Linked DNA regions of Homo sapiens: region 2 is linked to region 1. Evidence: read pairs that join two places in POLR2A ChIA-PET (ENCODE). Cell type or tissue: MCF 10A. All regions are shown on one strand. Links, peaks and the distances in the headings refer to the core of each region. The heading gives the core; the rest is flanking DNA.

Region 1 (2,914 bases), core at 194-2,693:
CCCCCAGACCAATTACATCAGAATCTCAGGGGTGGGTGCCAGGCCTCAGTATTTGTTCAAGCTCCAGGTCACGTCATGTGCAGTCAAGCTGGAAACCAGCTGTTCCAGGGAGAAACCTGGTGCCCACACTGTGGGTCTTGAGAAGCAGAAGGGGGTCTCCCCTGCTGCCTCTGTTAAGTGTGGAACTGCCTCGGGGACCCTCACATCAACATCCTTAGGGTATCATGTTGCCCAGAGAGCCGAACAAGGCACCTTGTGGTGGAGAAGCTGGAAGCAGGGAATGAAGCTCAGTCTGAGTTAGTGGGGGAGCAGCAGGCTAGTAGCAAGTGCTTCATCTTTACAGAAAACACACATTCATGACTGGATTAACTCCAGTAGACCCCACTTGGATTTCACTCTGTGTGCAGAGCCCCCATGTTGGAATTTCAGACATCTTGCTCCTGAAAGAATGGGAGTGTGTGTCTCTACACACTCCAAAGTCATGGCCACTTTGTACCCTTTTGCTGGCCCACCCTCCAATCTCTGTTACTCCAAACCTGCTACCCCAACACTGAGAGCGGTGCCAGGCTGGCTCTAGCTGCCCTCCACCTGCTTGCACCCCTGCACTCTTGTCCTTCAGAAGCCTGTACCCTGGGGGCCTGAGAGATACCCTGGGATTTGTTTCTGGAGCCTCCTGAGAAGCTCCTGAGAAGGCAGCTGCCCAGAGATGGGAAGTGAAGGAGATGTCTTGTTTTGTTTTTTTTTTTTTTTTTGAGACAGAGTCTCGCTCTGTCACCAGGCTGGAGTGCAGTGGCGCGATCTCCGCTCACTACAACCTCCGCCTCCTGGTTTCAAGCGATTCTCCTGCCTCAGCCTGCCTAGTAGCTGGGACTACAGCTGCGCACCACCACGCCCAACTAATTTTTGTATTTTTAGTAGAGATGGGGTTTCGCCATGTGGGCCAGGATGGTCTCGATCTCTTGACCTCGTGATCCGCCCGCCTCAGCCTCCCAAAGTGCTGGGATTACAGGCGTGAGCCACCGCGCCCGGCCGAAGATGTCTTTTAGATTTGCACCCATTCTTTTCTCCCTTTGGAGGATAATTGTTAGTTTATTGATTATATACATTATATATGCACACATTCTTATTTAACCATTTTAAACAATATAGAAATATACTATGTACAACATGAAAGTCCTCTTTCATCTCACCCCAATTCTACTCACGCCCCAAAAATACTCAGTGACTTTTTTCTATGCATTTTTATATACAGGCACAAGTACATCAATTGGATTTTTGTCCCACAGAGATGGAATTGCACAGTCTGTATACCTCTGCAACTTGCCTTTTTTTCTTAGCTTTGCCATCCCCAGTCCCAGACACCTCTGATTCCATGAGTGATCTGGCTGTGTGTGTGTGTGTGTTTGTGTGTGTGTTCCTCTGTGTCAAGGGCTGAGAAGTACCTAGTCTAAGAGGGAAATCCATCTTTCCTGAGGTGAGCCTGAGTGATTTTTTCATCAAATAGATCATGACCAGTTCCCTCTTCTGCACACCCCCCTCCCTGCTGAGCACTGACAAGCATGAGGGAAAAGCCAAGGGCATCCACCCCAACCCAAGCAAGGACGGGGTGAGAGAAAGCGGACAGAAGTACAAGTTAACCGGCCAGACACTGACTCACAAGTGCAGGAGGGAGGTGGGAGCAGCTTGGGAAGATTTCGGGATGAGGAAAACGGGGTCAGGTTATGGAGGAGGAGAGGAATGTGGTTTATGTGGTTTGGCTGGAGAGAAAATGATAACATCAGTTGGGGAGAAGGCAGACAGGGAGGAGCCACACAGATGCTGGAGTGAAGATTGTGAGGGCACCTGTCTCAGGACAGCTGCAGGCTGAACAAAATCAGAGTCTACCGAGTGCCTGTGCACTGGGAGCACCTTAGGAGCTCGATCTATGTCACTTCAGCCGAGTCTCACTCAACTGCGCTATAAATAGCTGTTCCCATTTTAGGGATGAACAAAACAGAGCCTCAGAGAACTAAACTGCCCTGTCCAGGGTCTCACAGCTAGTAAGATGTGGAACTGTGGTGCCAACCCTGACCTGCATTCTGGCCACTACACCCTGGCCTGGCTGCAGTCTCAGGATGTACTCTGTGTGTGTGTGTGTGTATATATATATATATATATATATATATATATATATTCATTTATTTATTCATTTAGATAGAGATAGGTACCTACCATTTTAGGCCAAATTGGAGATATCATGCCCTTGAATTCTAACTATGCTGTTGTCCTAAGAACATAACTACAATGCAATTATTGAAATCAAAATCAAAGAGTAAATTTGACATTGAACCAATACTGTTGTCTAATTGATTCATAGTCTACATTTATTGTCAATTGTTCTAATAATGTTCTTTGTGGCTATCTTTTTCTCCTGTTGATGAATATTTAATAATAACACTCCTAAAACACTTCGTGCACTCCTCCAGCCCAGAGTGGGTCCTCTCCTCCCTTTGGAGATGGAACAGGAAAGAAGTTCACAGGCCCAGGGGAGAAACACCCCACACTCTTCCACCTAAGCTGAGTAGGGCATGGGGAGACAGAAATACTCCTGTCGGACTCCAGGTGCCAACTTACTATGATCAGTTCTGGGGCAGCACTCAGGCACAAGACACAGCAAGAAAGCCAATGAGCAGGAGACGAAGGTCTTGGTTCTCCCAGTAGTTAAATATGTGGCCTTGGTCAAAGCCCTTCATTCCTCTGGACTTGGGCTTCCTTGCCAGTCAGATGGGGAGTTTCTCCAGCTGACCTCAGGCCTTTCCCAACTCTGACATCAGCATCAGCCCGTTGGATGGAAAGCTTTTGAGTGACACAGTTCAGTTGAGATTAATAACTCTCCTTCATATCATCTGAAGTGTGAAGGAGTCCAAAGCTACAG
Region 2 (2,914 bases), core at 244-2,743, 60 kb after region 1:
GAAAAACTAGAATCTGAAGGTAAGGAGGAGTTTCTCCAGCCAGCTGGTGAGAAAGAAAGGGCTGGGGAACAAAGGGGCATTTTGAGGTTTTGGTTGGTTTTGTTCTTTTTTTTTTTATTTTAATATTCCCTGCAAGGATAAATTCAGAAGTAATTTTGGGTTGCCCTGACAATTACTAAGTCTAATAATTATTCTTAATCGTTTAACTTTAAGCTTAACCATTTTCGGAGGGAAAGTTGTTATTTGTCTAATAGAACTAGATGACCTCAGCTATGCTTTTTCATATATTTTGTGTTAAAATTAACAAAGATTGTATTAAAATCTTCTTTTGTTCTTATGGCAAAAGTGATATTCTATATTAATAGGCAAAAATAACATTAAAATTACATGTAGTTGTGTAAGATTTATAAAATATTCTATTTTCTACCATCTTTGTGGTTTTGTTTTAAATAAAAATTAACTCATATGGTCCACATTCTTTGGCATTGTTCATGATGCTGAATCGTGTCATTTGAACTGGGCAGACTGGGACTGGCAGGTCTCCTCCTGGAGACTAATAGGGTCAGTTACTTGCTCACCATCTTAGATGCTGTCCCGTCCATCTCCTCAGTGAAAACCCCAGCCTTTTCCTGCTTCAGGTGCATGCAGGGCCAGACCCTTATCTCATTTGGCCAGAGACACCCTCTGTCCCTCCCTGCCTGGTGCTTTTTGTATCCACAGGTGAGAATCTGAGTTTAGATTCCCTTGGTGAGCAAAGGTAGGGTTATTGGTGAGGCCAGCAACTGCCTGCTCTGGAGCTTCCTCACAGCCAGGGATAGAGACTGCAGCACACAGGCCTGGTCCCTCCTGAGCCACTTCTGCCCCTCCTCAGATGACCCAGACATAGCCTGAAGGGAAGGGAGGAGATACAGGTGTCCCTCCAAGTTACAGCTTTTCCCTGAACCAATCCCACATCCTGGTCCACAGTCACACAGCATGAAGGCAGTGTGAGCATGGAGAAAGAGCCACTGGAAGCTAAAGATGCGGCTAGGACCTGACTCCTCCCTTGTAAAAAGCAGGTGGAACACCTGCTGCAGAAGGAAGGCAGAGGGATACCAAGACTAGGAAGGCTGATGAGGTCCTGCCCTGCTCAGATACCCTCAGCTGAATCCTAAAGCAGCATGAAATGCAGCCAGAAATCCTTTTTAAAGATGATTTCCTCTTTCAACATGTCAGCATAAGGGGAAGGGGGAGTCTGATCCTTCCTCAGCTTGGGCACAGTTCCTTCTTCTGCCAAAAACCATTTGGCAGCAGGCCAACCTGTCCCCAGGAGAAAGGCGTGCTTATGATTCAGTTCTCAAAGCTGCCTTCTTTGCTAAATCATAGCAACTTTTTTAAAAGTTAGTTTCTTTAAGCTAGAGGCGAGGCGAGAACAACGAGTGAAGAAATGACCTGGTCTTCTTCTCTGTCTTCTAGAAGATGTGTCCCAAGCTTTCCTTGAGGCTGTTGCTGAGGAAAAGCCTCATGTAAAACCCTATTTCTCTAAGACCATTCGCGATTTAGAAGTTGTGGAGGGAAGTGCTGCTAGATTTGACTGCAAGATTGAAGGTAAGTTGTAGCTGTGCTTCTCTTCACCATGAATAGGGTGTGGCTGGATGGTAGAGTCCCTACCATGCACCGTGGGCAAGAAGTCAGTTCTGTGCAGCTGGGGACAATGAGGAACTGCCAAGCTTTGGGGGAAACTGGGTCAGCAGGAGCTGCTCATAAAGGGCTATGCCCTGCACTCCCACCTCCTGAAGGTGTGTCCTTCAGTCACTTCCCCAGGGGGCACATTTGAAATTTCACCTACTTACATCAGCCACTAGACCTAAGTTTAGAAATGGCCTTGCATGGACTTACCTGGCTTTGGAACATGCTTAGTGAAATGAGCTTTGCAAACTGCTGAAAAGCATGTGACTTGCCCATATGAGGCCCTCAAAGGAAGGCTGGCACAAAGGCATAGGATGTGGAATCGGCAGGCTCTGCTACTCGTCCACAGGCTGTGTGACCTTGGATGGTGGTCCAACTCCCCTGAGTTACGGTCCCTCTGCTGTAAGATGATAGCTAAGTCACGGAGTGGCTCTGGGGATTCTGTGAGGGGACATATGTGAGAAGGGGGAACCTTTTAGATCTTGTAAAGATGTCACAGAGCAAAGGGAAAAGTTGTGGGACTGGCAGGTACAGAGAGAGTGCATGCATTGTGACTTCAGACTGAGGCCAGTTGGGAGCCAGGCACCCGGGACAAAGCACTCAGCCGGCACCATCTTCCCCAGGCTGCTTATCTGCCTGCTGGGAATAATGCAGCCACAGACCTGTCAGTGGTCAGAGCTCAAGGGACCTTAAGGGGTCATGGCATAGCACCTGAGAAATGAGCAAAGTTGATGACACAAAGCGTTTCCATTTTCATATAGATTGCAACCGTCTAGAAAGAGAAGGGACAAGATAAGACAGGCTCTTTGCTTCAAGTCTGTGACTTTCACCTGCCAACCAGGGTGGTGGGTTATCACCCATTTTGGTCTGACCAAATAAAGCACAGAAGTTTATTAGGCAACTTTCCCGAGGCCGCATAGCACAGTACAGCAGTCAAAACAAACTGTGCCTCCCACTTTCTTTGATTCTCCAGCAATGTGACTAGACAATGCCTTTTGAGTAAAATAACCCAAAGTTAGGAATGGAAAAAATAGTTTTTCTTCTGCATCTTTATATTATCAAAGTGCCTTATCAATGCTTCGCCTACCATAGTCATTTTCCTTTCCTCACTCAATTAAAAGAAAGTGGATGTGCTGCCTTTGATAATGTGAAAATTCTCGGACTGGGGATTCTGCTGAAGGCTCTGGAGCCACTGCTTGCAATTCTCACCATTACCATTGCATTTGGGTCTTCTGAAGTTTCTTTT

The links. Peaks named below come from ENCODE experiments on the same cell type or tissue, not always from the same donor. Only the 100,000 strongest peaks of a DNase experiment are listed, where the experiment ranks them.
Region 2: POLR2A ChIA-PET joins it to region 1 with 5 read pairs; 3 of 35 experiments call an interaction of 5 or more read pairs at or near these places.

What each region holds. Positions count from the first base shown.
Region 1 is chr3:123,677,144-123,680,057 of GRCh38, reverse strand. The region is part of intron 20 of MYLK (myosin light chain kinase); the gene reads left to right. Among named protein-coding and RNA genes, the nearest start is that of MYLK-AS2, 11 kb to the left of the region's middle. In MCF 10A, for the core only: no CTCF peak of the experiment used is centred there; a DNase peak (open chromatin) is centred at 1,697.
Region 2 is chr3:123,617,312-123,620,225 of GRCh38, reverse strand. It overlaps MYLK (myosin light chain kinase), which reads left to right. Exons shown (of 34, transcript NM_053025.4): 32 at 1-19; 33 at 1,456-1,587. The region is part of intron 2 of MYLK-AS1 (MYLK antisense RNA 1); the gene reads right to left. Among named protein-coding and RNA genes, the nearest start is that of MYLK-AS1, 33 kb to the right of the region's middle. In MCF 10A, for the core only: no CTCF peak of the experiment used is centred there; a DNase peak (open chromatin) is centred at 1,295.